6 separate regions of the Homo sapiens genome follow, and regions 1, 2, 3, 4 and 6 are each linked to region 5. A link is a loop called in an ENCODE intact Hi-C map of the cell type or tissue named here. Cell type or tissue: A673. All regions are shown on one strand.

Evidence for each region. A loop is a pair of places that touch in the nucleus more often than their neighbours do. Peaks named below come from ENCODE experiments on the same cell type or tissue, not always from the same donor. Only the 100,000 strongest peaks of a DNase experiment are listed, where the experiment ranks them.
Region 1: a loop joins it to region 5, with 17 times the contacts of the local background. A loop is called at or near these places in 8 of 110 quality-filtered maps.
Region 2: a loop joins it to region 5, with 9 times the contacts of the local background. A loop is called at or near these places in 98 of 110 quality-filtered maps.
Region 3: it touches region 5 in a loop (8-fold over the local background); 35 of 110 quality-filtered maps call a loop at or near these places.
Region 4: it touches region 5 in a loop (10-fold over the local background); 78 of 110 quality-filtered maps call a loop at or near these places.
Region 6: a loop joins it to region 5, with 4 times the contacts of the local background. A loop is called at or near these places in 4 of 110 quality-filtered maps.

What each region holds. Positions count from the first base shown.
Region 1 is chr18:58,765,777-58,770,776 of GRCh38, forward strand. All of the region lies in intron 1 of LOC105372146 (a long non-coding RNA gene), which reads right to left. Among named protein-coding and RNA genes, the nearest start is that of LINC01926, 46 kb to the right of the region's middle. RefSeq lists a silencer at 2,766-2,915 and an enhancer at 2,996-3,145. In A673, CTCF peaks have their summits at 2,816 (motif pointing right) and 3,018; a DNase peak (open chromatin) is centred at 2,835.
Region 2 is chr18:59,305,823-59,310,822 of GRCh38, forward strand. All of the region lies in intron 2 of CPLX4 (complexin 4), which reads right to left. Among named protein-coding and RNA genes, the nearest start is that of CPLX4, 10 kb to the right of the region's middle. RefSeq lists silencers at 2,869-2,938, 2,989-3,038, 3,079-3,138. In A673, a CTCF peak has its summit at 2,810 (motif pointing right); DNase peaks (open chromatin) are centred at 2,569 and 2,839; H3K4me3 peaks cover 1,238 bases.
Region 3 is chr18:59,081,940-59,086,939 of GRCh38, forward strand. No RefSeq gene overlaps it. Among named protein-coding and RNA genes, the nearest start is that of SEC11C, 55 kb to the right of the region's middle. In A673, a CTCF peak has its summit at 2,414 (motif pointing right); a DNase peak (open chromatin) is centred at 2,452; H3K27ac peaks cover 778 bases.
Region 4 is chr18:59,246,673-59,251,672 of GRCh38, forward strand. No RefSeq gene overlaps it. Among named protein-coding and RNA genes, the nearest start is that of RAX, 24 kb to the right of the region's middle. In A673, a CTCF peak has its summit at 2,701 (motif pointing right); a DNase peak (open chromatin) is centred at 2,739; H3K27ac peaks cover 894 bases.
Region 5 is chr18:59,400,547-59,405,546 of GRCh38, forward strand. LOC107985156 (a long non-coding RNA gene) reads right to left here and starts at 2,804. Exons shown (of 9, transcript XR_001753470.1): 1 at 1,842-2,804; 2 at 1,426-1,567; 3 at 989-1,085. In A673, a CTCF peak has its summit at 2,132; a DNase peak (open chromatin) is centred at 2,055.
Region 6 is chr18:59,198,960-59,203,959 of GRCh38, forward strand. No RefSeq gene overlaps it. Among named protein-coding and RNA genes, the nearest start is that of GRP, 19 kb to the right of the region's middle. In A673, a CTCF peak has its summit at 2,012 (motif pointing right); a DNase peak (open chromatin) is centred at 2,032; H3K27ac peaks cover 1,144 bases.

The DNA of each region.
Region 1 (5,000 bases), 630 kb before region 5:
TGGGCTCAAGTGATCCTCCCATCTCAGCCTCCCAAAGTGCTCGGATTACAGGTGTGAGCCACCATGCCCAGCCTCTCCATCTCCTTTTTGTCTTTCCTAAATTTCATTTCTTTGGTTATCTCCCCTCTAATATGATCAATATGCCTCATTTTGACCAATTATTCTCACTGGCACACAGGCATGCTGTCAGAGCCAGCTTCGTGGGCATGAGACCTCTACAGACACACAGCACCCTGTGCCTGGTTTAATATTCTGCCGTCACTGTTTTTAAATTCTTAATAATTTTTTAACAAGGAGCCAGTCCTGCCTGCTCTAGTATCTGCCATTTTCTCTGCTTCCCCTCTCTAAACTGCCAAAACAGAGCCTAGGTGAGCCATCTCTATTTCTACTTGTATCTCTACTTTGTCACTTTTACTAATTCTGTTTTTTTAGACAGAGTCTTATTCTGTCATCCAGGTTGAAGTGCGGTGGCGCAATCACAGTGAGCTCAAGAGATCCTCCCACCTCAGCCTCCCAATTAGCTGGGACCACAAGCATGTGCCACTATGCCTGGCTAATTTTTAAATTTTTGTAGACATGGGGTCTCACTGTGTTGCCCAGGCTGGTCTCCAAATCCTAGAATCAAGGGATCCACCCACCTTGGCCTCCCAAAGTGCTGGGATTACAGGCATCAGAGCCACTGCACCCAGTCCACTTTTACTAACTCTGAAAGTGTTTCAATCCCAACACTTTTCTCCTAAAAACAAAAAACCATCCTCGTCAATGTTTCCATATGGCCTCAATTTGGTGACATTCAAAGAACCTTTTCTGAAGCCATCCCTGAAGACTCTCCTCTTGCAGTTCTCCACTTTATTCTCCAACCTGGCAGCCTGTTGCTTTCATTCCCAGCATTTTTCTCATGCAAAGTTGTATAATTGTGAACGTGTTTTTTGCCTTCTTTCACTCTAAGCTCTGTGGGCAGACATCATGTGTCCTCGTCCCTGACACAGTCCCTGACGCTCAGTGGATGTTTACTGAGTGAATAAATGAGGGAATGGATGTGCAAGAGAGTTCAAGAACTTGAAAAAAGTTCAAGGGATCAGTAATGTATACACTCAGGAAAATTTTTAAAAGCTAGAAAGATCTGATAGTAAAAGGAGAGGCAAAAAAACTGGATAACCTGGAAAGAAAATGAGCAAATAAAAAATCATTTACATTACGATACCTGGAAGGATAGGTGGGCGTTGTCAGAAGGTGGAATACTGAAGTGTAAGATTTCGAAAACACTTCTGCTAGTGTAAGTGCTGGCCAGTTCTGGGGTGGTCATGAGTGGGGGTGGATTGAGTAAATTGGAAGTGAAGGTCACTGGGATTCAGATCGAGGAACTGATCTGAGGTTGCTGGATAGGTTGCTCAAATGGCTATTCAAGTCATCAGATGAACAGGAGAAGTTGAAGTCAAAGGGAAGACGTTGCAGTGAGTACAGTGGCACGTGCCTGTAGTCCCAGCTACTAGGGAGGCTGAGGCAGGAGGATCCCTTGAGGCCAGGAGTTCGAGGCTGCAGTGAGCCATGACCACTCCTGTGAACAGCCACTGCACTCCAGCCTGGGCAACATACTGAGATACCCCACATTTTCAGTGAATAATCTTGACTAACACTTATAAAGTGCCTACTATGTGCCAGATACTATTCTAAGTGCTTTGCATATATTTATATATTCTATATACAAATAATATTAACAACAACCCTATGAAGCATATTACTGTTATCATCCCCAGTTTATAGATGAAAAATTGAGGCAAGAGAGGAAACTCTGGGGCTTGGCGAGGTGGCTCACGCCTGTAATCCCAGCACTGTGAGAGGCCAAGACAGGCAGATCATCTGAGGTCAAGAGTTCAAGACCAGTCTGGCCAACATGGTGAAACCCCATCTCTACTAAAAATACAAAAAAATTAGCCAGGCGTGGTAGTGTGCAGCTGTAATCCCAGCTACTTGGGAGGCTGAGGCAGGAGAACTGCTTGAACCTGGGAGGCGGAGGTTACAACCAGCAGAGATCGCACCACTGTACTCCAGCCTGGGCGACAGAGCAAGACTCCATCTTAAAAAAAAAAAAAAAGAGAGAGAGAGAGAGAGAGGAAACTCGGCCAAGGTCAGACAGCTAGCAAATAGTAGAGCTGGGAAAGGACTCCGGCTGTGTGGCTCCAGAGCGCAAGGCCTCTGGTCTCGACAGGAAGATGACAGACATAAGAGACCATAATGCTGGGGGTTAAAAGGTGGAAGAGAAGCAGGAACCAGATCTGAAGTCCTTTGTATTTCATGCTGAGTTTTGTAATGACCCTCTTGGCAATTGGCAGACTTTGAAGGAGGTCAGGCCAGGGCATGACAGAATCAGATTAATGTTCTGGAAAGATCTGTCTGGCTGCAGAGTCAGACGGGAATGAATGGTCTGGAGGCGGGAGGGCCCTTCAGAGCCTCTTGCAACAAAGAGGGACTGATAGTGGGCAGGCGCCTACACCTCTGCTTTGGAAAGGAAATGGGGCAGGTGGCAATGTCGGAAAAGGAGCCCAGGACGGCACAGCCTGCAGGAGCCGCAGCCGCCCCATGGGGACAGTTCGAGCTCACCCGGTCCCTAGGCAAGAGAGCACAGTCCTGGCCACCTAGCCCAGAGGGCATGATGGGCCCAGCGAGAAACCCTGGGGCCCCCGCGCGGGGACTGCTCGAAGTCCGCCCGGGGGCCTTGGGAGCTGGGTGCACCCCTTAGAGGAGCCCGGCTTCGTGGGCCCCAGCCTGGCCTTGGGTCTCCCTTCGCCTTCTGAGCTCGGGGCCGGCCGGGAGCTGGGTACCCAGCAGAGGGCAGCACAGGCTTGCGTTCGTCCCGGTCTGAGCGCCGTCTGCACCTGCCCGGGGCCCTGCAGCTGCGCAGCGCACGGAGCAGTGGTGCGCTCTCACCCACCCGCGAGCTCCCACGCACATCCAGGTCCTCCCCGTCCAGCTCGTGGCTCAATACAATACCTAGAAGGCCTGGGGGCCCTCAGGAAGACCGAGGGACAGCAGCCAGCGCGGCTGGGATGACAGCCAGACTCGGGCATGCATCAACAGGCCAGGACAAGTGGCCGGCTCCCTCCTCTCCCATGCCCATGCCTGTGATGCTGCCAAAGGGCAGAGAAATATCAAAAAGCTCCACCGAATCTCCTGGGAGGGAGGCCCCTGCCTTGAGAACAGTCAACCAGATACCCATCTGGGGCCCCTGGGGCAGGGGGCAGGGCACGGAAGCAAAAGCGTTTAGATTCTAGCGGAGTTTTGAAAACTACCCACCCAGCAGGGAAAAACAAAAAGGACTGAAATCCTGGCAGGGAGCTTCCCTGACTCTGGCCTCTCCAAACTGGATGTCAAATCATGAATAGAGGTCCCTAGGTCCCTCCTACTCTAGTTTTTTGTTTTTATAATTGCGGCTTTTTTAACTATTATTTTTAATTCTTGTAAAACATAACATTTGCCATGTTAACCATTTTTAAGTATACAGTTCTATTTTGCATTGTTCCCACTCTCGATTTTTACTGGGATTTCTCACGTACAGAATGAGACACTGAGAAACACTATAAGGAAAAGACAGACCTGGAGACTGAGGAAAGTACATTGGGAATTCTAAGGTGGGCGTGAGAGGTTTTGCAGCCGCTGTGCCTTACGAACTTTCCAGGGCACCTCTGTCCTGAGGGCTTCCACTCTGTACATCCGTCATGCCACCCTCCACGCCCTCCCCATACACAGCCCAGACAGAACCCATGGCTCATCTGGGAGTGGTCAGTGAGCACCCCAAAGGGATCCCTGCCCATATTCAGAAACGGGAACAAGGCTATTTGAAAACTTTGCAATGTTATGGCAGAAATAATCTTTGCAGGATGTAAATGAAAAGTTCCAAGCAATTACGACAAATTTTTGAGCAATTAATGCACTGGGTCTTTAGCCTTCAATGAGCTGGAAAGCTGAGCAAGACAGAACTTGAACCCCTAATAATTATAACAGCTAATACTTACAGAGCGCTATGAGCCTGGCACAGTGCTAACCATTTTACTCATTCAGGTCTTTGCAGTGGAAATGCTGCTATTATCCCTGTTTTACAGAGGAGAAAATCAAAGCCCTGAGGGCTAGCTGGCTTGCTCAAGGTCACAGGGGAAGTAAATGGTGGGGCCTGGATTTGGACCCAGGCAGACTGGCTCCAATAACATGGCTTATGATGGCACCCTTGCCTGATGCTGTGCTGGGAGCTGTATAGACTGAGCCAGTTCCCACTCTGGGAGGCTCAGAAGCTTGTGGAAGGGTGAGTCTGCTAATTTTTTTCTTGGTTTTGGTTTGAGATGGGGTCTCACACTGTCACCCAGGCTGGAGCACAGTGGTGCAATCATGGCTCACTGCAGCCTCAAACTCCCAGGGTCAAGCCATCCTCCCACCTCAGCCTCCAGAGTAGCTGGGACTACAGGTGCATGCCACCATGCTCTAGCTAATTTTAACATTTTTTGTAGAGACAGGGTTTTGCCATGTTGCCCAGGCTGGTCTCAAAATCCTGGCTTCAAGCAATCCTCCTGCCTCGACCTCCCAAAGTGCTAGGATTACAGGTGGGAGTCACTGCACCTAGCCCAGTCCGTCAACTTTGAATAATGTCAGAGTCACTGGTCTTGGGGACCTAGAATTGCCCTAAATCTCTCCATTTTGACAGTAAAATTTCACATGAATACTTTAACAAGGCTTATCAATGCAACCACAGGCTGTCTACGTGCATTCACCAACAATCCTCTTTCCACCAGTCCTTCTGTTTCAGCCTTAGTACACACACACAAAAAATTTAATGTTGCCAAAGGACTTGAGAAAATCCAGAATGTTTTCATACACACATGTCTTGGGATGTGCTGCCTATGGAAGACCTTCCTTTGCCTGTCCCTTCTCCTTCATCCTTGACTTTGCTGTCCAGCTCTTTAAGGGACTTGAGCCTGAGAGCACATGGCCAGAGAGAGGACAGCCCAGGG
Region 2 (5,000 bases), 95 kb before region 5:
AGAAGAAGAGCCAGCCAAGGGGGCACCCCGGAATATCCCACAATTTGCAGGCAGACAGAGAAAGATAACTCATAAAGAAGAAGCAGTACGAGAACAGGAACCAGAGGGTGATGTCTGCAAGCTGAGGAGAGAGAGGGCTTTAAGGAAGAAGAGATCACCAGTGCTAGAAGAAACAAAGAGGCCCCAAGAGAAATTAAGGGAACCACTTACTGTATTTAGACAGACCCTGAACATCTGGAAGAAGAAGGTTTCAGCAGAGCAGTGAGAACTAGTCATTTAAGGGAAGACACCTAAAAAGCCATGTTTACTCAGAAAGTACTGTTTCCTTGTTTTAGATGGGAGAGATTTGACCTCCTTTATTAAGGAGAGGCCAATCAAGAAGGAGAAACTGAAGATACAGGATGTGGAATAATTAGTGGTGTGCGATCCAAATCTAACGTGAGCATCATGGATGACTTTAGGCATTTTAAGTCCTCTGATGACCTATAATTTGACAACTAGAGGAAATCGACATAATCTGGATATGTGTACACGAACATTATAATGACTGGTATAGATACATATACATATACATACTTACTGCAGATTACTGCAATTTGATTACTGCCCTTATTTAATTACTTATCTGATTACCAAAATTAACAATGGTCACCAAAAGACATTGGTATAGCAAATAGTATTGTCACTAACAATTAATAAACTTGAGACCCAAGACCTTTTATTGTTTATCTAGAGGGCTATGGCTTATGTTGCTCCTTTTCAAAGAGTCTACATTTGCTTTTCCCTGTCAGCAATAGAGTGAAACTCTTTTTCAGAGGAAACACCAGCCAAATAATTTCTTTAGAAAATACAGTTCTAATTCCAAAATGTGACATAGTTATCCTCATTAGACCTGACAGCTCCCGGGAAGACATTTTCTCAAATCTGCTCCCCGTCGGGCCTTGGTCAGGGGAAGGGTCTAGAACTGAATCCTGCTGTTATGTAACCGCTGTGGTGGTGACCCTGGGGAATTGTGAATGAGGCACCCAGGGGGTCATCCCTCATTAGCTGGAGGACATGTTAAATTCGTCCAATTCCCTGTGGGCTGTTAATACTATTACTATGAATGCTTACCCAATATGGGCTTTAGAAGATGGCACAGGTTAAGTATTCTGCAAACCTGGCAGGGAGGGGACGGTTATTAGGAACCCACTAGAGTCCCAGTGACCCCTGCTTTCTGTCTTGTGCCGTTTTCTTTGTCAGACAGTCTGTTCAGTTCTAAAGTCTACCACCAGGAATCTGATGCCCAGTTTAGAGGGATATGAGGAGAAGGGGGCACGAAAAAGTCCTGGATGAAGAGTAAGGAGGCTTGAGTCTCCATTTGTCACAGCAAGCTTTGTGACCTTCGGAACGTCCCTACATTTACATGATCCTTATGGTTATGTATTGAGTGCACACATATGGTATGTGCTTTTCCGGATGTAAAAAAATAAGTCTATTGAAAAGAGAAACAGCACTCAGACACTGGTGTCGAGGAGCCAAAGTACTGTGGTCATCCAGGAACCTGAACCTGTTCTAGGAAAAGAACTTAGAAGGTTGGAGGGAAGTGATGGTTGGCATGTTCCTCAGATGACCTTGGAAGCCAAGCCCCAAAGAGGGGACTTATAAGGACTTGGGAATCTGTTGCTCTGTTTCCCTCCGAATACAGCAGTTCCTTTGGTTCAGCCCTCGGTCAGCCCTCCCCTGGCCTCAGTAAGAGCCAGCACTGGCAGGCCTGCCTCTCCTCTCCTTCCCTCCAGTTCTTTGGACAGAGCACCATGCCTTGGGCTTGTCAATCACATCTCTTAGTGACCCAGATGGGCACTGTCTGGCCTTCCAGGGTCTCCTTGCTCCTTAATGAAGCATCTAGGAGACAAAACCCTACACCTCGCATCCCCACTGTGTTTTTCTGATTTTTTTTTTTTTTTTGAAATGGAGTCTTGCTCTGTCGCCCAGGCTGGAGTGCAGTGGCCCAATCTCGGCTCACTGCAGCCTCTGCATCCCGGGTTCCAGCAATTCCCCTGCCTTAGCCTCCTGGGTAGCTGGGATTACAGGGGTCCGCCACCATGGCCGGCTAATTTTTTTTGCCCGGCTAATTTTTTTTTTTTTGTATTTGTAGTAGAGACGGGGTTTCACCATGTTGGCCAGGCTGGTTTTGAACTCTTGACCTCAGGTGATCCGCCCGCCTCGGCCTCTCAATGTGCTGGGATTACAGGCGTGAGCCACCGCGTCCGGCCTCTCTCTAAGGATGGCTTTCTAAAGGTTCCATTACGGAGTTTCCTCTGCGTAATCAGAGACAGACTTTAGGTACCTACAGTTCAATAACAACCAGCAGCTAAGCCACTGGGTAAGTTGGCTGAATTCAGTATTAGAATAAAAAGCATGGCACTGGAGGCCTGGGGCATGATTCTGCCCCCCATAAGCTTCATTTATTCAGTCATCTCTCAAGGCCGAAGATTCCAATTCCTTCAGCCCGCCCTCGATTGCTGTCGTTTCAGAATCTCTCTGCAGCCTGGTCACTGCGGAGACAGCGGAAACTCGGCTGTTTGCGAGCTCCCTCTCCCGTTATGCCATGGGAGGATAGAAAACGCACGATCTGGTCCTTAATAACAAAATAGTAAGGCTTTTTTTTTTTCCTTTTCTTTCTTTCTTTGTTGTTGTTTTGTTTTCCCCCCCATCCCATCCAATGACCTATCAAGACTTTTTTTTTTTTTTTTTTTAAGTCACCTCTAGAAATTGGTTTCTGCCCCTCCCTGGTCCTGCCACCACCCGCAGCCCGGGTTCCGCCTCCCGCGGGTGCCAGTGGCCGCGGCGCTAGGAACACCAGGGGGCGCCGGCGTCGAGGATTCGGGGCCCGCGCTGGCGACCGCTGCGCCCTCCTTGCTCCAGCCAGGATCTGGCTTGGACGGGAGCGGCTGTTCTGCATAGCCTGGGCAGACGTTAGCCTGGGAAACGTGTCTGTCCCCCGCAGCCTCTTTTTCGCCACATGGGCCATCGAAGGGTCCCTGTACCCAGAGCCTCGTCAGTGCGGGGACGCGGGCGGGAGGGTAACGTGCGACAAGTGACAGCGCGGGAGGCAGAGGAGGCGCCCAAGGGTGGGGCTGGTTTGCAAGCGCAAAGTGTTGCACTGGGGTAGGGGAAGTTAGCCACAGCTGGTGATAACTGGACTAAGTGGAATACGATCCAGCTGATTTTTTAAACTTTTAAATTTTAGTTTTTAAACTGCTCCTTGCAGAGCAGGGCAGTCTGCCCAGAGTAGCCGATTTTTCTTATCATATAGTTTTATTAGGTGCTATTTTTATAGCTAGCTACACGGGATTAGAATTTCCATGTGCTTTACAAAAAGCAGGCAATTGTATTATTGGTATTTGTAGTATCTTCCATACCATAGGCACGGTTTTGAAACATTGTGTGTAGAATCCATTGTTACAAATGCAACCAAATATAAAAACGCCCTTGGAGGAGGGGGTCCCCACCTGGAAGTAAACTGCAATGAATGATGGTGTGTACAATGTTCTCAAGTGAAATTCTTATCTGTTTGTTTGGATTGTATTTGGAATTTAGACAGCTACTTGCAGATCTAGGGTCAAACCGTTAGACAACACAGGAGAAATAATATGCTCCCATTTTTTTAAGCCACGTGGAATTCAAAACTGCCCTAAAATTTTGGGGAACAGCTCAAAATATTAAGAGTAGAAAGAGGCCGGGCGCAGTGGCTCACGCCTATAATCCCAGCACTTAGGGAGGCCGAGGTGGGCGGATCACAAGGTCAGGAGATCGAGACCATCCTGGTTAACACGGTGAAACCCCGTGTCTACTAAAAATACAAAAAATTAGCCAGGAGTGGTGGTGGGCGCCTGTAGTCCCAGCTACTCGGGAGACTGAGGCAGGAGAATGGGGTGAACCCAGGAGGCAGAGCTTGCAGTGAGGGGAGATCATGCCACTGCACTCCAGCCTGGGTGACAGAGTGAGACTCTGTGTCAAAAAAAAAAAAAAAAAAAAGAAAAAGAAAAAAAGAGTAGAAAGAACAAATGCCTTGAAAGGAGGAGCCCTGTTGAAGTCCTTTTGTGAACAAGCTGCTCTTTTTCATGGTTGTGGGGCCTGAGTTCCAGTCCTAAGTCTGTCACAGGAGATGTGGCTTATTGCAAAGCTACTTAACCCTCCTGGGCTGCAGTTATCTCAGGTGTAAAATGACGCAGTGGTATGAGATTATTAGATGAGCTTTATGGTCTCTTTCATGGTCTATGAGAAAATCAGGTGGGGTCTCAAATGCATTATGCATTTGAAACAGCTGTAGAAAAGGGGCTATATGAACATCAGTAAGCCATGCAATGAAAGACACTGGTGGGCTCTACTGTTATTTATCAACATCCTTCATGTCGGTCCCTCCCCCTAGCTGGCTTTAGAGAGCAGTAGCCTATGCAGGTATAGCCACAATCATTCTCCAGAGAGGACCTGGATTTGTGCATTTCATGGCTATCATTTTTTCCTCTTTCCATAGTTTCTGTTGGAAAGGCTCTTGTTTCAAAAGATACCCTGGCACAGAGATTTAAGAATTATTTTTCTTGGAAGAGTACTTAAACCTTACTGCTAAGCCTAAGGGTGTTCACCCCTGAAGATCTGGAAGTCAGCAAGACTGCTGATTTACCATTAGTGGAGAAACAGATAAAAGGCTTGGGGCCTTGAGGCTCAGGAACCTCCATTGTTGCATTGATTACACACCTAAGGACTGGCGGTCCTCAAGACCCCTGGTTGTTATTATCAGGAAATAAGACTTTTGTGCCCAGAGATCATAATGTCAATAATAAGAGCTCTATTGTCAGGCGTTGTACTAGGTCCTTTATATTACATTATCTCAGACAAAGATCCTATGAAGTTAGGTACTTCAGCCCTCATTTTATAGATGAGGATACTGAGGCTCAGATTTTTTTTTCTATTGCTGCTGCATAAATTAAGAGACTCAGATATTTTTAAAAACCATG
Region 3 (5,000 bases), 320 kb before region 5:
CATCACACAGCAGCATATGTTCAGCTGGGGCCACCGCCCCTTTTGGCTCAGCACAGGTGCAACGCAAAGGAGCTTTGCTTTTCCTGGGCTCAGGGAAAGTTGAAGGCAACCTGAGAATAGGTGCTTCCTGGGGAACGGTGTTGAACCTAACCCCCTTCCTCCACTCTTTAAAATCAGGTAACTAGTGAACTGGCACCCACCCCGAATCTCTCCTCATGTTACATCGGGGCCCAGGATACGTGTGCAAACTGAGCTTCGGAGTCACCCCACAATCCCATGGTTCCTCTACGTCAGCGATTCTGAAACTATTTGGACTCGAGATTTCTTTATATCTTCAACATTATCTGGGACCCGAAGAGCCTTTGTTTATTATGTGGAATATATCTATTGATATTTACTATACTAGAAATTAGAAATGGAAAAAATGGGATAATATTTATAAATTCCTTTAAATATAATAAATTATACATTTCATGCTAACATATTTTTATGGAAAATACCAGTTATTAATTTTGAGACAGAGTCTTGCTCTGTTGCCCAGGCTGGAGTGCAGTGGTGCAATCTTGGCTCACTACAACCTCCATCTCCTGGGTTCAAGCGATTCTCATGTCTCAGCCTCCCGAGTAGCTGGGATTACAGGCACATGCCACCATGCCCAGCTAATTTTTATATATATATATTTTTTGAGACAGAGTCTCCCTCTATTGCCCAGGCTGGAGTGCAGTGGAGCAATCTCGGCTCACTGCAACCTCCACCTCCTGGGTTCAAGCAATTCTCCTGCTTCAGCCTCCCAAGTAGCTGGGATTACAGTCACGTGCCACCACACCTGGCTAGTTTTTGTATTTTTAGTAGAGACGGGGCTTCGCCATATTGGTCAGGCTGGTCTCAAACTCCTGACCTTGTGATCTGCCCACCTTGGCCTCCTAAAGTGCTGGGATTACAGGTGTGAGCCACCACACCCGGCTAATTTTTATATTTTTAGTGGAGACAGGGTTTTGCCATGTTGGCCAGGTTGGTCTTGAACTCCTGATCTCAGGTGATCAGCCCGCCTCAGCCTCCCAAAAGTGCTGGGATTACAGGTATGACCCACTGCGCCTGGCCTCTTTTTTATTTTTTTTTTAAGCTCAGGGTAGGGCATATATTTTCAAAACAAAAAATGCTAGCGAGAAGACTGTCATTGTGCTACAGTTTCAGAAATCTCTTTAATAGCTGGCTAAATAGAAGACATAGCTGATCTTACATCCGCCACTGCTGTCAGTCTGTTGCAGTATCACATATCATGTAGCTTCTGGAAAACTCCAGCATACACTCACTCATAAAGGAATGAGAAGGGAAAAAAGCAAGCATCTTGGTTTTATTCTGAAAATAGTGTAGACCTTATGGATTCCCTGGAAGTCTTTCAGGAACTCCTGGAGGGTACCCAGATCACACTTTGAGAATCGCCGCTCTAAGCCAATATGCAGATTAATGGAATGAATAACCGTGGTGTATTTCCCACCTAAAAGACAGGCTCTGTGCTGAAGACCGACACTGACAGCTTTCGGCCAGGAACTTATCTTTCCCAGCAACAAAGAACAGGGTAAGATACACATGAAAGTTTTAGGGGATCATGAAAAGAAGGAAAAAAAATTCAGAGACAAGACAATTGGAATACCCTTGACTGAGACTCAAAAAGAAAAATGAAACTTTTAGTACATCATATTGAAAATCCCATGGATTCAAAAAGAAGGCAGCATGTATGTAAGCCAAAGTGACGGCATAAGGAGTTCTTTGTTAGAAAACAGGGAAAGAGAAGCAAGAGAGCAGGCAGGCAGAAGGGCAGCCAGGACCATCAGCTCGGGTGCGTGAAATGAGCACGGGGAAAGAAAGGGGTTTCTTTTCTGTTTTGTTTTAAGTAGAATCGTAATTGGGATGGGAAGGGACTTTAGAGATAATCTATTCAAGGACATCATTTTGTAGTGAGGCAACTGTGTTGTCTCCTGCCCGAGTTCACCCACCTGCTCTTCCTACCAGACCACGTGGGCAGTGCACTGGAACAAAATCTCTCTATCAGATTATCTCTCCTCTGTTTGTCTCCCTCTCCACCTCTGTGTTCATATGCATAACACACACACACACACACACACACACACACACACACACACACACACACACACACGTTTTCTTTCCAAATTTCCTCTTAACAAAGTCTAAAGAATAATCACTGTTTCTTGCCTCTATGATTTTTTTTGACCTCCTCTGAACCCCACACATTGACGAAGTGCCAGCCATAGCAATAGTTTCAGACCCGTGGAGTCAGCTGTGCTGTTGCCAACCTCCATCACCTGTCCGCCTTTATCCTGGGCTCTGTTCCTGTGGATTTGAACAAATAGATGAGCGGCATCGGAAGAAAGCTTTAGCTGCATGTGTTTGGGTGACCACGAGAGGGCAGCACGTAAGAGACCAGTGTCGGCCCCGCTGCCTTCTTGAACACACCGGAAGCCTCCTAGGAAAACTGCAGATTTTGTCAGACTGTGAAGTAGAAGAGTCAAAGAGCCTTCATTGCTTCCTTTTAAATGACCAGCCTACTAAGGAATTTAGAATGCCCAAGTAAGGTTTTCACTTAATCCTTTAAGAAATACATCTAATATTTCTAATCTAATCTATCATTTTCAATGGAAAACAGTATTTTTTTTTTCAGTGATTCTCACTGCTTTCTTTCTGAGGAACTTGAAATGAATCTTATGTTTTATTTATTTTTCAATTTCTAAGGTAAGGACTGCTGGTCAGACTGGACTTCAAAATTCCTGGATCCTTAAGACCCAATGCATCAGACAAATGTCCTGCTGGATCCTCCCACCGTCAGCTAAGGGACAGTGCTAGCTCTCTGGTGAGGGAGATCCGTGTGGAGGTCTCTGGCATTCCTGGGTCAGTGGATGGCTGGGAGAACTGCTCAGCTCCAGGTTCCAGGGCCTCTGATCAAAGCCAACCCTGGGGGCCAGCCAGAGATATCGCAAACCTAAGGACTAACGTGGAATCTACACCTGCCTTGGGAGTAAAGAACAAGCAGGGTGCTTTCCGGGATGGCTTTGGGATGAGATGCCCAAGACTTAGTGCCCCTGGCATTGCTCAGCTCTCAAGCTGACTTCCACAGCACCCCCATGGAAGCTTCATTGGTGCATCTTTGGGTCTTGAATGCAGTGCTACAATATTGACGAGGAAAGTCTCCTTGGAACCACAGGAAGACAAAAGTGCAGAGTGATTTGCTGGCCTTGGCTAGGACAGGGTCCAGGGTGCAGCCAAGGGAGGGTGATCTAAGCCAGCCATTCTCCTAGTGTGGCTCCTGGACTATGCGCAACAGCATCACCTGGGAGCTTGTTAGAAACACTGGTTCTCAGTTCCCATGCAGACGTCTTGCATCAGAAAATCTGGGGCTGGGGCCCAGCAATCAGTGTCTCCAAAGGCCCTGAGATCATTCTATTCAAGTTTGGGAACCAGCAACACAGCATTTAAGTGGAAATGTTTATAGTTGCAAAGCCAGGTGAAGCTTGAAATGCATCATAGAGGAAATGAGGACAAGAATGTAGAAAAAGAGTAAAAACAGAGAGGAAAAAAATTTACAAGCCATCATAGAGTGAAAGAGCTTCCCCTGCTGCCTGGGGGTGTGGGAAATGAGAGTTGCACCTGCTCACAAGTATGACCAGCAATTTAATATCTATCTAGAGCTTTCAACCCTGCCATGTCAAATTTATTTAGCTAAAAACAACTCTTGTGGTGGTGACCTTTTATTCAGCTAATATTACTCCCCTCAATGCCTCCAAAGCACACAGAGAAATTGGAGGGCTGATGAAAATCTTTAAAGTCTACTAAATACTAAAGCCTTCCCAAACACTGTGTACTTTTCAGAGAGAGTTTCTTTTTATTGGAATTTCAGATTATTGAAAGGTTATCTGTCTCCTGTTCCTAGAGGGATTAAAATAAAACAAAAGCAAGAAGAACACATTGTGATGTGTGCTTTCCTCGCTGAACTGGTGGTGCTTATCTGACTGCAGTGATGGGCAGCCAGTGGGAAGATGCCAAAGTCCTTCCAGAGAATTTCCCCAGGAACTTGGGAGGCTGAATCACCAGAATGAGAAAGTTCTCTGGCATTCTGGGGATGCATTTCCTTCCACATTGCTGCATCCCTGTATGCTGGAGTTGCATGTGACTGCCCCATGCCTCAGTTTCCTTTTCTGGAAAATGACAGCTTCAGGCTCTTCATGCTTCTGGCAGCCATGATTCCCCTCTGCCTAGCTCTATTCTTTTTCTCTCATTACCTTCCTGGCTCTTTTCTGTGTTACATCGCCATTCCTTGGGTTTCTTTTCTCTGATCTATATATTTTGTTCTGTTTCATAATTTTACATTAATTTTTATTTAATGCCACAAGCCGCTTACCTGCTTTGAGCTCCACAAAACCTATACTTTGAGGTAGAGTAGAATTGGAAGTTAGAAAACCAGATTCTGAATCTTTAAGCAAATCACTTTAGTTGAACCTCAGTTTTCCTACCTGTAAAGTGCTTGCCATGTGCCAAACAGAATTGTTTCATTTAATACACAAAACTCATAGAAATAGATACTAAACAATCTTTCCAAGTAGATATTGTTAGTATCCCATTTTATAGTTGAGAAAAATGAGGCTCAGAGGGGTTGAGTTCCCCAAGATCACACAGCTCATAAATGGCAGAGCTGAGATTTCAATCAGGCAGTCTGACCCCAGAGGCTGCACCCTGACTACTTATTATTAACAGTGTCTGTCCCTGCCTTGCAGTTTCGTTACAGAAGGAATTGAGACAACATCTGCAAGAACCTTTTGAAAAACGACCACTATGCAAAGGGAAGGAAGCGTGCTATACTTTTCCATTCATAGTGGAAGTAGAGGACCCCCACTTTTCATGATCCCTGTTCAGTCATAGCTTTTGTTCAAGTTGTCTGGTCGAGTTGTTTAAAGACAGTGGGCAAATAAAAGGGAACAAAATGCAGA
Region 4 (5,000 bases), 150 kb before region 5:
TGCCTAATATCTTCTACGTTTCCTTGTGGAACTTTCCCTCGATGTGGCTTCCAAGTAATCTCCGCCTCACTCTCTCTAAATCTCACAGCACTTGCACTCAAAATATAAATGTTTATCACATTAGGTGGATCCCTTCACATTCAGAGGTGTATTTTTGCTGGCAGTTTCTGAGATCTGCTTCCACTGGGCCATCTTTCTATCTTCTTTCTATGTGGAAGGAAAATATCTTGGGCTGTCAAAATTACGAAACTAAAGGGAAAAGTCAAGCTGGGAACTGCTGAGGGCCAACCTGCCTCCCATTCTGTTCTGTCACCCTCTGCTCACTGAGATAAGTGCAGATCTGATTGCCTCCCTTGGAGAGGCTCATCAGAAACTCAAAAGAATGCAACCCTGTCTCTCACCTGCCTACAACCTGGAAACCTCCTACCCGCTTCCAGCTGTCCTGCCTTTCCAGACCAAACCAATGTTCATCTTACGTAAGTTGATTGATGTCTCATGTCTCCCTAATACGTATAAAACAAAACTGTGTTCTGACCACCTTGGGCACGTGTCATCAGGACCTCCTGAGGCTGTGTCACAGGCATGCGTCCTCAACCTTGGCAAAATATGCTTTCTAAATTAACTGAGAGCTGTCTCAGATTTTTGGGGTTCACATCTACATACCTTCCGTGACAATCTTGGTTATTTGGGGCTGCACTATATATTTTCTATGAATGTTCAAGTCATAACTATCTTCTAGTTTCACTGAGATTGGTGTTTGAAGGTTTTGTTTCTCTTGCATAATATCTAGGAAGGGAAAAGAAGAGAAGGAAAGATGCAGTCTCAAAAATTATGTTTTTACTGGAAGCCTTTCTTATGAGATCCTTTAAAAAAGAGGATAAGAAAGATGTGCCTTTGGCTTTTCCAGTAACAAAGGGAGTGGACACCATTTTAGTATAAACGGAAATCTTACCTGGAACCTCCGATTGGATGATCTAGTTTAGTATTTCAGAACAACTCTTAAGGTAGATAATATTATGCAAATTATAAGATTAGTAACTTGAGGTATATAATTAAAGAACTAGCTCAAGGGCACCTGTCTTATAAATTGGAAAAACAGAAAATCAATTCTTTCAACTCCAAGGCAAATTCTAATTTACTGTACAACAGCTGTTTCCTACAAATACTCCAGAGTCAAAAAGATAATTCCCTTCCTGAGACCATTAATGTCTGTTCTAGGAAGCAAGTGAATGAAAAAAGCAAATTTTAAAATATCTTTTCCAACCTAGGATCCTTAAGTGTCACTAGCATCTCAGCCACCTATGTGTTATTGGAGAGTGGCCATAAAAATTACAGAATTGCAAAGAATTTTCCCACCAGATGTCTTACACACCTAAAATTCTACTATTAAAGAATGACTCCTTTGGGTTGGTCACCATGACCCCAGAAATTTAAAATGTAACTATTTCTAGATGGGTGATATATTAGGATACTTATTAATGCCTTGGTATTCAATACCAGGTTTTAGAGACTAACCTAAGTGGAAATCCCACAGCATATAATGTCTAATGGAAGGCCTAAACTTATTATCTATTTGCTGTGTTTTGAAGCCTCCAGGAAGGGGATAGTATGAATCAAATAGTTTTGACTGTGCAGGCACTTAAAATCCTAATCTTGGCTGGGCGTGGTGGCTCACAACTGTAATCCCAGCACTTTGAGAGGCCAAGGTGGGCAAATTGCCTGAGCTCAGGAGTTCAAAACCAGCCTGGGCGACATGGTGAGACCACATCTCTACTAAAAATACAGCAAGTTAGCCTGTCATGGCGGTGCACACTTGTAATCCCAGTTACTCGGGAGGCTGAGGCATAAGAATCGCTTGAACCCAGCAGGTGCAGGTTGCAGTGAGCTGAGATCAGGCACTCCAGCCTGGGTGACAGAGCTAGACTCTGTCTCTGAGAAGAAAGAAAGAAAGAAAGAAAGAAAGAAAGAAAGAAAGAAAGAAAGAAAGAAAGAAAGAAAGAAAGAAGGAAGGAAGGAAAGAAAGAGAAAGAAAGAAAGAGAAAGAAGGAAGGAAGGAAGGAAAGAAAGAAAGAGAAAGAAAGAGAGAAGGAAAGAAAGAAAGAAAGAGAAAGAGAAGGAAAGAAAAAGAAAAAGGCAGAAAAGAAAGAGAGAGAAAGAGAGAAAGGAAGGTAGGAAGAAAAAGAGAGAAAGAGAAAGAAAGAAAGAGAAGGAAGGAAGGAAGGAAGATTCTACTCTTAGTTGAATTTTTTAAAAAATGATTAGATTTGAATTAAGAACTGCCCTACTGTAGAGCTCATTTTATTGAAGAAAAAAAAGTAAATATTTGTTCATGAGAGTCTCAAAGGTGCAGTCAATCACACTTTGAATAAATTAACTTAAAACCAATTTCTTCCTGATGAGAATTATGGAGCAGCATGAAAACATGGAAGCATAAGCTTTCTTAGCCTCCTGATTTTTCTTAAGGTGGCTTTACTGATATAAAAAGCCCCATGGTTGAGTTGACTTCGCCTGAGTGGGAATGTGAGTGGAAAAGGAGGAGCTTTTCATTTAAGGGGGAGCGTAAAGTTCAAGACTGGGGGTACTCAGAAGGGAAGGTCATTTTCTGGCTGAAACCCTTATTGCTGATGATTGCAAGAGGGAGTGAGACATTCTACTAGAAGCGTCTACTGCACACTCAGCAGTTGAAGTTCTCAAGATAGCCATCAGATGGCAGCCTCAGCCAAATTTCTGAAGTAAATTTGCTCTCCGGATCAGAATTTTGCAGCTGGGAGATATTACAGATCCTATAGTCCAGCCCCTTTATTTCCCAGCCAAGGAACTCTAGCCAGAGTGAAGTCAAGTCTTGCTTAAAGCCACATATCAAGTCAGTAGCAGAACTAGGGTTCTTACTATCTCCCAACAAGGAATCCAATAATCTCCCTATGATCGTGATCTGAAAGAAGCGTTCCCTCACCCCAAAAAGAAACAAAGTAGGGTATAGAAAAAATAAAAAGAGCCTTCTGAGTGCTCAGACAGCTGTTTGAGGTTGAGTACAAAGTCTTACAGGCTAAAACTTGAGCCTTGAGCAGATTTTTGGTCAACTGTCAGGCAGTCAAGTTAACTGAGGACCCATTTGCTCTCCAAAAAAAAAAAAAAAAAACGGGTGTGTAGGAGGAGATGGGAGAGGTAGGAAGGGGTGGGTCAGGGATAGAAGAAAACCAAGGAGAGGTCGGCCGCAGTCACGCACGCCTGTAATCCCAGCACTATGGGAGGCCGAGGCGGGCGGATCAATTAAGGTCAGGAGTTCGAGACCAGCCTGGCCAACATGGTGAAAGCCCAACTCTACTAAAACACAAAAAAAATTACCAGGCGTGATGGCGGGCACCTGTAATCCCAGCTACTCAGGAGGCTGCAGTGAGCGAAGATCGCGCTACTGCACTACAGCCTGGACGACAGAGCGAGATTTCCTCTCTCAAATACAAACAAACAAAACAACAACAACAATAACAAAAGCAAAGAGAGACCCCTGGAGGAGATGAGCTTTGATTGAAGAATAGAAAGCTGCAATGAGGCCGGACGCGGTGGCTCACGACCGTAATCCCAGTACTTTGGGAGGCCGAGGCGGGCAGATCACGAGGTCAGGAGATCGAGACCATCCTGGCTAACACAGTGAAACCCTGTCTCTACTAAAAATACAAAAAACTAGCTGGGCATGGTGGCGGGCGCCTGTAGTCCCAGCTACTCGGGAGGTTGAGGCAGGAGAATGGCGTGAACCTGGGAGGTGGAACTTGCAGTGAGCGGAGATTGCGCCACTGCACTCCAGCCTGGGCGACAGAGCGAGACTCCGTCTCAAAAAAAAAAAAAAAAAAAAAAAAAAGAAAAGAAAGATGATGCAATGAAAAGAGAAAAAGCATCCTGCAGAGGAAACATAGTGTGTGCCCAGATAAAGAAGGAAAAACAAACCCGGCATTTCAGCAGAGCTGACCTCTGCAAGTGAAAAGTAAGCCAAGCTTCCCTTGAGGCCAAGCTTGTCTCTTCTCACACTTGCTCCTCACAGGAGCTCCAGCCTCAGCCCCACCATTCACTGAACTCTCAGTGACCAAAAAGCGTCTCTAGCCAGTCTTTGACATTAGAGTTCTTTTAAGTAATTATTCTCTTTCCCAACAGAGCTGGCATTTTAGGCTTGTCTCTAATTTTGGATAAAAAGGCATTGTCCACATCAAGCAATAGTATAGAGGTCAATAGTATGAACTTCAACGCTGTGAAGGTCAGCTGTTTAGAGCAGAGGATCTCTGTTACTAAGAAGACAAATGGAAAACAAGATGGATGAGTGAGTCTTGTGGATGAGCCTTGAAGGTAGAAAAGGCAATGAGGCTTGAAATTGCAGAATTTTGTGGATGTATTTGTCACTGCACTTAGGCCAGTGGACACGCAATATCTGTTAGCTAATCAATGCATCTTTATTGATTCTAAATAGGCTGAACTGGTAAGGGAGCAACATGATGAAAATGGTATTTAGGAAAAGTTTTCCAATGTGAGTACCTGCCTGCAATGTGTGTAAACAGCAAGAGCCTGGTGGGAAGACTAGTTTTGTCTCGTTTTTAACAGCTTTATTGAGATATAATTTACATACCCACGATTCACCCAAAGTGCACCATCCAATGGCTTTCAGTGTGTTCACAGATATGTGCAACCATCACCGCAGTCCATTTTGGAACACTTTAATCACTTCAAGAAGAAACTTCATACTTTGTACTTCCTATCCCCTCTGTGTCCCCATGTCCCTGTATCCCATCATGAAGCAACCACAAATCTTTCTGTTTCTATAGATTTCCCTATTCTGGACTTTCATATGAATTTCCATTCATATAGTATATGGTTTTTGGTGACTGGCTCCTTTCATTTAACAAAATGTTTTCAAAGTCTACACATGTTGTAGCATGTATCAGTACTCATTCCTTTTCATGGCAGAATAATATTCCGTCATATGGATACACCACATTTTATCAGGTCATGTGCTG
Region 5 (5,000 bases):
AGTGAAAATGGCTCAGAAAGAGAAGCTTGAAACCTTACAGTACGCTTAAACATAAAACAAAAGCTCCATTCTCTAGTATGTACTACGCATTAAGCCAGGAAACTGGAGCCGTGTGTTTACTGAATGCATTGCTATTAATATCAGAGTATTATAACACTATTATAGGAATTTGTAAAATAGAGGAAAGAAAAAGGAGTCTTTCCAACTAAGTAAACATTGTTGTTTTGGTGAAGGGTTAACACATGAATTTAGGAAAGTTTTATAAGGATCAAAGCAAAGAGGACTGTGAATTAACTGTCATGTAACCAGAATATTCAATTAACTAGAGCCTAAACCAGTGGTCCATCGATACTCCTGATCACCAAATAATCCCAGTGGCTGGAGCAGAGCTGGGATGGCCCTGTGGCATGAGGGCCTGCTAGGATCTTGCGTCCAGGCCTTTCCTCCGAAGCCTGGCCTGATGGAGTGTAGTGGAGGGTGGCTTAGGAAATGAACCGGGTGTCCTTTTGTGCCTGCATTTCCCAGGCTGGTTTTGGTGTGTTGCAGTGTTGTTCCATCCCAGGTCTGAGACAATAGCTGCATCATCATATAGGAATCTAGGGCAGAGTCGCCCTAGTGATAGGTCTTTACTTTATGGTTATCAAATCTGGCATCGGTTACATAATTACACTAATAAGGTCTTGATTTTGGCAGTTGGAAAGGTCTTGGGTAATCACCTGGAGAACCTAAGAGTTCTGGAAGGCAGGTACAGGTCCTCTTCATGCCCTGCGGCCCTATCTGGCCCTCCATACCAATGGTTTTCAAGAGCGGCCATATTTGCTTCCAGAGTTTTTTTTAGGAAGCGTGTGTGTCTGTGTGTGTAGGAAGGGTGGCTATTACAACTATTAGGGAGCCTAGAACCTACCTATGTTTTGCATATAAATGCAACTTATTTTTATGGCATTTATCTATAATAATTGTATGTAAAATAAAGAAAGATTATACTTACATTTGGTTGGAATTTTACTGAGTCATTCAATGCAGCGCATGGTACCTGAGTCACCAACACTTAATTTGGATTTGTGGCCATGATATTTAGGATAATGCTGTGAACAGACATAAGCATCAGACTATTTATGCCTTCCAACATAGTTGTGTCTGCATATTCACACATGGAAATACATATTAATTCAGTATAATGACTTTGCTTTCATTTATTCTTTATATTACTGCAAGGACATTAGAGGGATTAAATATGTGCATAGACAAGTTGTAGTATCTGCGCATCTCATTGTAGGATACTAGAGGGGAGAGTTACACAGTATTTGTTATGAAAGGGGGGCATTAGGTCTGATAAGGTTGAGAAGTGCTGTTCAAATGCAACTTGCAGCCCCCAGCCATTCTGCTGCTGGAATTACATGGAAATGTATTGTTTTGGAATATTACCTCTGTGGGCTCTGCCCTGGCAAGCTGTAGTCACTGCCCCTGTGCTTGACATTCTGCAGCTGTAACACAGGTATCCTGACCCAAGCCCTTCACTTGTTTGTCGTTGGTCCAGTGCTAACGCAGCTTCTTGGAGGAGGAAACCCTGGAAAGTTAGGTGCAGGATTAAAGCTCATATAATTCTAATGGTGTTACGGAAAGGTGGTCGTCTATAAGAAGCTGCCTCTGAATATCCTATTCCAGTCTTGTATCCAACCTAGGACATCAACTTTCCTTCACTCAAACAGACCAAAAAATGGAGAGCCAACACATTCTGTTTCCAAAAGCTAAGAAAAACTTCATTAAACCGAGGTAATTAACAAAATCTCCCTTACGGACAGAATATTAATTTGATAAGAGCTTGGCCCCGAAAGAAGTACCTCTGAAGCATGCCCAAGAGCCTGCAGGAGAGCAGCAAACACCTGCCTTCACTGTCCTTCCACAAGGAAACGACACACTTTGCATCCATGAGAGCCCCCAAGCGGTTCGGTGTTGAAGCCAAATCTCAGTCTGTGTTGTGACACTGCCATTGCTGCCGCCTGCAGTACCACTGCCGCATCTGACTCACATTCTAGAAGGAAGGTAGGTTTGTCCCAATGAATGCAGCTTGGGGCAGCTGCCTTGTGGAGAGGTGACTGAGGCCGCTGTGCTGAGGCTCCCTGGGCGATTCAACTACACCATCTGCCGTGTCAGCTTGGAACTGCAGGAGACGCTAGAGGGGAAGACGGAGAAAGGAAGGGAAACAAAGATTGATATGACCATATGGTCTGCATATTGAGCTTGCTGTCTTTTACATTTGTGACTTAGAGGAACCTGTATCAAGAAAATGTCATTATTCTTATTCCACGGTTGAGGAGACTGAGACTCAGAGAGGTGAATTAACTTTCCACAAGTTCACGCAGCTATGAGGCATGCTTGACTTTTGCAAGGCCTCCTAACTCCAGTAGGGGAAAGGAACGTTGCTGATCAGGCACTATGTTAAATAATTTCACTTTTAATGTCTTATCTAGTATACCAAGGCTTTGAAGTAGGAGCTTTCCTGATTTTCAGAAATGCAGAACCTGAAACTTACAGACATTAGGTAATTTATCCGGGCTCCAAAGTCGCGAAATTAACAGAGTTCTCTCTGGTTCCAAAACTTATGACCCTCAGAAATGTAGAGTTGAAGGTGGACAAATAGAGACAGAATAATATTACACCTATAAATAAAGACCACTGCCCTATATTAATTTTGGATTTACTGCCACTCTTAGCACTTTCCAATGAGCAGATTTATTTAGCTTTACATAGCACATAAAGATGAGAAAAGATGTATGTAAGTAGAATCTTGGTAAACTGGACACTTCGTAAGGGACCTAGGAAGCTCATGATTGGAATAGAGTCTACTGGAAATTGAATGGTTGCAGAAAAGAATGAATCTAAAGGCTTTTCTGTAAAAAAAGTTTTCATATTTTGCTTGCAATTAAAAATAAATTTCACGTTTTCCTTATATGAATAAAAAATTACAGATAAGAATAAAGTCATTTCCCCCACTTTCCCAACACTCCCCTCCTCCACACTATCCAACTACACTCCCCAGAAGTAATATCTGTCTAGATTTTTTCTACATACTTGCTTTCCTATCTTGAAAATATATGTTATTGTATTATCAGTATCTTTACATAAATAATACAAAATCTTCAAATTGCTTTCTCTCCCCACGACCCCATTTAAAAATATGATTTAGAGCTCTTTCCATGTCAGAACATAAAGATCAGCTTTATTATTTTAAAAAGTATTTTATAGAATGAATACATTACAGTTTATACAATTGATTTCCTATTAATGAACATTTGCTTTGTTTCCAGGGTTTTTTTTTTTTGCTATTATAAACAATGCTGCATTGAACATCTTTGTGCATGCCTCATAGTACACACATATAAGATTCTTTTTTTTTTTTTTTTTAATTATACTTTAAGTTTTAGGGTACATGTGCACATTGTGCAGGTTAGTTACATATGTATACATGTGCCACGCTGGTGCGCTGCACCCACTAACGTGTCATCTAGCATTAGGTATATCTCCCAATGCTATCCCTCCCCCTTCCCCCGACCCCACCACAGTCCCCAGAGTGTGATATTCCCCTTCCTGGGTCCATGTGATCTCATTGTTCAATTCCCACCTATGAGTGAGAACATGCGGTGTTTGGTTTTTTGTTCTTGCGATAGTTTACTGAGAATGATGGTTTCCAATTTCATCCATGTCCCTACAAAGGACATGAACTCATCCTTTTTTATGGCTGCATAGTATTCCATGGTGTATATGTGCCACATTTTCTTAATCCAGTCTATCATTGTTGGACATTTGGGTTGGTTCCAAGTCTTTGCTATTGTGAATAATGCCGCAATAAACATACGTGTGCATGTGTCTTTATAGCAGCATGATTTATAGTCATTTGGGTATATACCCAGTAATGGGATGGCTGGGTCAAATGGTATTTCTAGTTCTAGATCCCTGAGGAATCGCCACACTGACTTCCACAATGGTTGAACTAGTTTACAGTCCCACCAACAGTGTAAAAGTGTTCCTATTTCTCCACATCCTCTCCAGCACCTGTTGTTTCCTGACTTTTTAATGATTGCCATTCTAACTGGTGTGAGATGATATCTCATAGTGGTTTTGATTTGCATTTCTCTGATGGCCAGTGATGATGAGCATTTTTTCATGTGTTTTTTGGCTGCATAAATGTCTTCTTTTGAGAAGTGTCTGTTCATGTCCTTCGCCCACTTTTTGATGGGGTTGTTTGTTTTTTTCTTGTAAATTTGTTTGAGTTCATTGTAGATTCTGGATATTAGCCCTTTGTCAGATGAGTAGGTTGCGAAAATTTTCTCCCATGTTGTAGGTTGCCTGTTCACTCTGATGGTAGTTTCTTTTGCTGTGCAGAAGCTCTTTAGTTTAATTAGATCCCATTTGTCAATTTTGGCTTTTGTTGCCATTGCTTTTGGTGTTTTGGACATGAAGTCCTTGCCCACGCCTATGTCCTGAATGGTAATGCCTAGGTTTTCTTCTAGGGTTTTTATGGTTTTAGGTCTAACGTTTAAATCTTTAATCCATCTTGAATTGATTTTTGTATAAGGTGTAAGGAAGGGATCCAGTTTCAGCTTTCTACATATGGCTAGCCAGTTTTCCCAGCACCATTTATTAAATAGGGAATCCTTTCCCCATTGCTTGTTTTTCTCAGGTTTGTCAAAGATCAGATAGTTGTAGATATGCGGCCTTATTTCTGAGGGCTCTGTTCTGTTCCATTGATCTATATCTCTGTTTTGGTACCAGTACCATGCTGTTTTGGTTACTGTAGCCTTGTAGTATAGTTTGAAGTCAGGTAGTGTGATGCCTCCAGCTTTGTTCTTTTGGCTTAGGATTGATTTGGCGATGCGGGCTCTTTTTTGGTTCCATATGAACTTTAAAGTAGTTTTTTCCAATTCTGTGAAGAAAGTCATTGGTAGCTTGATGGGGATGGCATTGAATCTGTAAATTACCTTGGGCAGTATGGCCATTTT
Region 6 (5,000 bases), 200 kb before region 5:
AAAGCATCTTCTTTCAAATAAGGGGATATTCCTTGGTATTCAAACTATATTTTTCAATTGTTCAAAATCGGTTTATTTGGTTTCTGTAGAATACAAGAAAGTTAAAAGGTGATTTTAGGGGCTCAAATGAAAGAACAACTTCATTGTTAATTCAACCTGTTTTGTTAGGATATTTATGCCTCAAATAAAGAATAAAGAATAAAAACTCAACACAATGGGAGAATTAGAATCTGAATTGTGATAAAATTCATGCCTGTATTTATCAATTATGAAAGTGATTGGGATACCCTCTAGCCTGAGCTGAAGCCAGGCTTATCAAACCCACTCTGTTCATGAGGATTAACTATTAACTTTAATTCAAAAATATCAGTACACACAGGTACTCCAGAGAGCCTTCCCAGCTGCAATAGACCCAACACACTAATTTACTAACAGTCATTAACCAGTCTGAGAAGTCAGTACGTGGTGACAGACCAAATATTTCATGCAAAAGTGAAACAAGTGAGATGCCACCAAGTGCAGTCACACAGCACTATTTTAAAGGTGACCTCTGGGAAATTTAGAAATGATCAGCAAAATTCTAAATGTGCACATATTTAGACAGAGCAATTTCATTTTTAGGACTATGGCATGCAGAGATACTCACTAACATGTACAAAGATCATGTATAAGAATGCTCATGGCCAGGCGCTATGGCTCATGCCTGTAATCCCAGCATTTTGAGAGGCCAAGGAGGGAAGATCACTTGAGATCACTTGAGCCCAGGAGTTCGAGACCAGCCTGGGCAACATAGTGAGACCTCATCTCTCCAGAAAATAAACAAAATTAGCTGGGCGTGGTGGTGTGCACCTGTGGTCCCATCTACTCAGGAGGCTGAGGAGGGAGGACCACTTGAGTCCTGGAGGTTGAGGCTGCAGTGAGCTGTGATTGCTCCACACCACTCCAGCCTGGGCAACAGAGCGAGACCCCATCTCTTAAAAGAAAAAAGAAGAAGAATGTTCATCACAATCAAAACATTGTAATACAAAGAAGTGGGCAATAATTTAGATAACCATCCACAGGGGACAGGTTAAATAAATGATAATACCTTCATACAAAGGAATACTATTCCTTCAAAAGAGTAAGGCAGGTTTATGTGTAGTGGTGGGAAAGCATCCTTAGCATATTGTTTAGTGAACAGAGCAAGCTTCAGAGTATAATGTGATCTCAGCTGGGTGTGGTGGCTCACATCTGTAATCCCAGCAATTTGGGAGACCGAGGTGGGCAGATCACCTGAGGCCAGGAGTTCAAGACCAGTCTGGCCAACATGGTGAAACCCCATCTCTACTAAAAATACAAAAATTAGCTGGGTGTTGTAGCCCGTGCATGCAATCCCAGCTACTCGGGAGGCTGAGGTGAGAGAATTGCTTGAACCTGGAAGGCAGAGGTTGCAGTGAGCCAAGATTGTGCCACTGCACTCTAGTCTGGGCAACAGAGTAAGACTCTGTTTCAAAAAAAAAAAAAAAGAATAGAATGTGATCTGACTTGAAAGAGGAAAAAATAAAAGCTTCCACACATGTCATTGTGGATAAGAGCAGGTCCTCTGTGGTCAGACTGTGGGGGTTTGAGTCCTGGCTCTGCTACTTACTAGCTGGTCACCATGGAAATGTGAAAGAGGCCTTGGTATCCACTTCTGTAAAATGGAAATAATAAGAGTATCTGCCTCATTGGCATGTGATAGGCTTTCAGAAAATACCAGACAAACTGTTAGTAATGATCAACTCTAGGGTGTCGGACATGAAGGAATGGGGAACTTTAATTTTTACCATATTCCCTTTCAGACTATATTTTTTATAGGAATGTTTAAACCGTCTTTTGAAAAGATGTTGTCTCAAAACTAGAAGCCATCTATTAACAGGTAACTACTCTTGGCACACCCTCAGTGTGATTGATGAGGATTAATGAAGGGTGAAGATATTTGTCAGTCCAACTGGGCCCATAAGACGCCTTGAGATTCTCCTCCCAGTAGAGGGAGGCCTTGGTCCACAAGGAAGTCATGTCCACTCACAACTGCAAACCTCTAGGCACGAATGACTCCATCCAACCTCCCCACACTAAGAAACCTGACCAAACTCTAGGATGGCTTCTATCAGCCCAAGACTGTGAGCCCAGTCCCTCTTAAAGTGCCTGCCTGAGAAGTCTCAAATACTGCCTAAAGAATTTGTTCCAGCTAAAACAACTATAGGCCCCTGCCCTCCTTTTGCTTAGAGCAGTTACTTTAGAAAACTTACAATTATAAATCCTTTCTCTGCCACTTTGAGATGTAAATCTCCTTCCACCCAGAATCTCCTTCCACCCAGAGGACCTGGGAACCATGGCTTTGAAATGCAAACATCTAGGGACATAGCTCCCTTGTCTCCCGGTCTCTGTGGGAGGGTAACAGACCAAATTCAGTGGGTGCCTTGCTCCAATTTGCAAAACTACCTCCTGCCATAAAGATATGAGATATTTGTTTCTCCTCCAGATAAGCACTAATTAACAAACACAGATGGCTAATCACATTGACCACCCCGCCGCCCCACTTTTACATTCTTCAGTACTTTTCCTTTAGCACAATCCAACCTACGGTTTAAAAAGCCTAGGCTGGGTACAGTGGCTGATGCCTGTAATCCCATCACTTTGGGATCCCAGGGCAGGAGGATCACTTGAGGCCAGGAGTTCAAGACCAGCCTGGGCAACACAGTGAGATCCCATCTCTCCAAAAACTAAATAAATAGTCTCCCATCTGTTATTTCAGTGGAGTTGAGTTTGGTTCTATACTAAAGTCCCTCTCTCCCCTGCTGGAGTAGACTGAATAAAATCAATCTTGCCACCTCTAACAGCTGTCCTGCTGTTTCTCTTTGACACCACTGATGAAGGAGGACTTGGTCCCTGGGAAGGCCAGGACCATGGAGGAGGATTTGGCATCTACCCAAGTGGTATTTACATTTACTAAACCTCTGCCTCCCTGTAAATACCAGGAGAAGAAGAGGGCAGAGGTGCTCATTATGCAAAAGACAACTGAAACGTGCAAGAGGGACTTTTCCTTCATATGAATGATAGGAAATCTTATTTATTGAGTACTTTGTAATGTACTGAGAAATATGCTAAGCTCTTAGTATACAGCATTTTATTGAATCCTTAGAACAACTTTCCAAGGTAGGTGTCATTATTTTCTTGGAATTCATACTTCAGAAAGATTAAGAAACTTGCTCCAGGTCACACATAAGCTCATAAGTAGCAAACCTAGGAGTCAAACTCCAGAGTCCCCGTTCTCCAGAAGCTTTAGTGTGACCTGGATAAAAAGCCTTGTAGCTGTGCAAATGAAGTACAGCTGAAATTTGTTGTTTATCTTAGAAAGTTTTCTTTCCATGGAAAGTAACTACATCTTAGTATATGGCACTAGTAATGGCATTACTAAAACAATAAGAATGACACACAGCTCTGTGGTGAAACACTCAGCTTTATTTTTCCCCAAGCTGGGTTTCAGGCCACTGAAATGGGTGACCATAGTACAGATCACAGAACCTTGCCTTCTTTTCTTCCTAGTGAGATGGCCAGGTGGGAGGGGGTCCCTGGCAAAACTCCAGCTGGCTTGCACAGTGGGGTGGAGCCTCCAGAAGCTCATGCCATTTGCAGTGGGTAAGAGCCTGGCCCCTCCTCTTCCTGCATAGAACCTGGGATTCAATCTGTAAGGTGGGAAGTGCAGCAGCAGAGAACTCTGGCCTTGCAGAGAGTCCCTGTTCCCACTTACTTTCCTTTTCACCAAATAAAACCCTGCTTTACTCATGCATCAAATTGTCTGTGAGCCTACATTTTTGTGGCCATGGGACAAGAACACCATCTTTAGCTGAGCTAAGGAAAAGTCCTGCAACATTTTTGGCACCCAACGTGGGGCTTGAGAAGTGGTGAGTGAGATGCAAACCAAGAATTCTTTTCCCCTCTCTCTTTGGAGCCTTTTCATCCTAGGAGTTCTGAGCTTATGGGAAATCACATTCCCAACTCCTGTCGCTCCCGGGGGTTAGGAGCCTTTTCATGGCCTTACCTTCCTTTTTCAGGATGGACCTGGTGAGCAGCCGGCTTGCCACTGCTCCCCGCTCCTTGCTGGGGCTGGGACCCATGGCCCAAGGGTCCCACACAGCCAGCTGGCTGGTTCCCAGCCACGTGCCATGCAGCCTTCCTCTTCCCCAGCCAAGGGATTTTACTCCATTGGACAGTAATTAAACTTTTCTCCTTGTGGAGAAACCAGTTACATAAGAATAAGAAGTTCTTCCCCAGGCATTTTTAAACTGTTTTTTTTTTCCTTCACCTTCTCCACCCCATCAGCAGTTACCATTTAGTGAGGTTTTTTCTTTCAGAAGAAGTTTTGCTAGGCTAGGAATGATAAGCGCCCCTGTTTATATTCTCCGTAAAGTTTTGGTTGTGAAAAAGGATCTTGTGGGGACTGGGTTTTCTTCTGCCTGTCAGTGTGTGTATTGTGTGTGATGTCTGTAAAAAGAGCTCTATTAATTTGGCCTAAAGAAAAACGAGTGCTTGAATCAAGCATTTTTTTTTTTAAGGGAAGTTAAAAGCTGTGGTACCTTTCAGTTCACATGACTTTAATCTTTGAGAAATAAAAACAGCTCTAAAGACTATTGGTAAAATGCAGGTCAGGTGCAAGGTTTGCTAAATGTTTTGAGGTTACAAACTGATTTTTGAGTTTGGGAAACTATTTGACTTGCCGGCTTCACAATTGGTAGGGCCTGGGGACATGTAGAACTAACCACACCCTTAATTAAGAAGGCAACTTTGGCTGCACTGAGCACACAATTAAAGCAACTTACCAGATTTTACCCCAAAGTTAAAAATTGCTAGGAGTTACCATTATAATGTATAATTGAAACTACTGAAAATAAATTTACATGCAAGGAGTGTAAGAACAGTAAAATGTGTTTTTTAGTAAAAGGTTACAAAAAGCCATGGAAATGTACATTTTTGCCTAT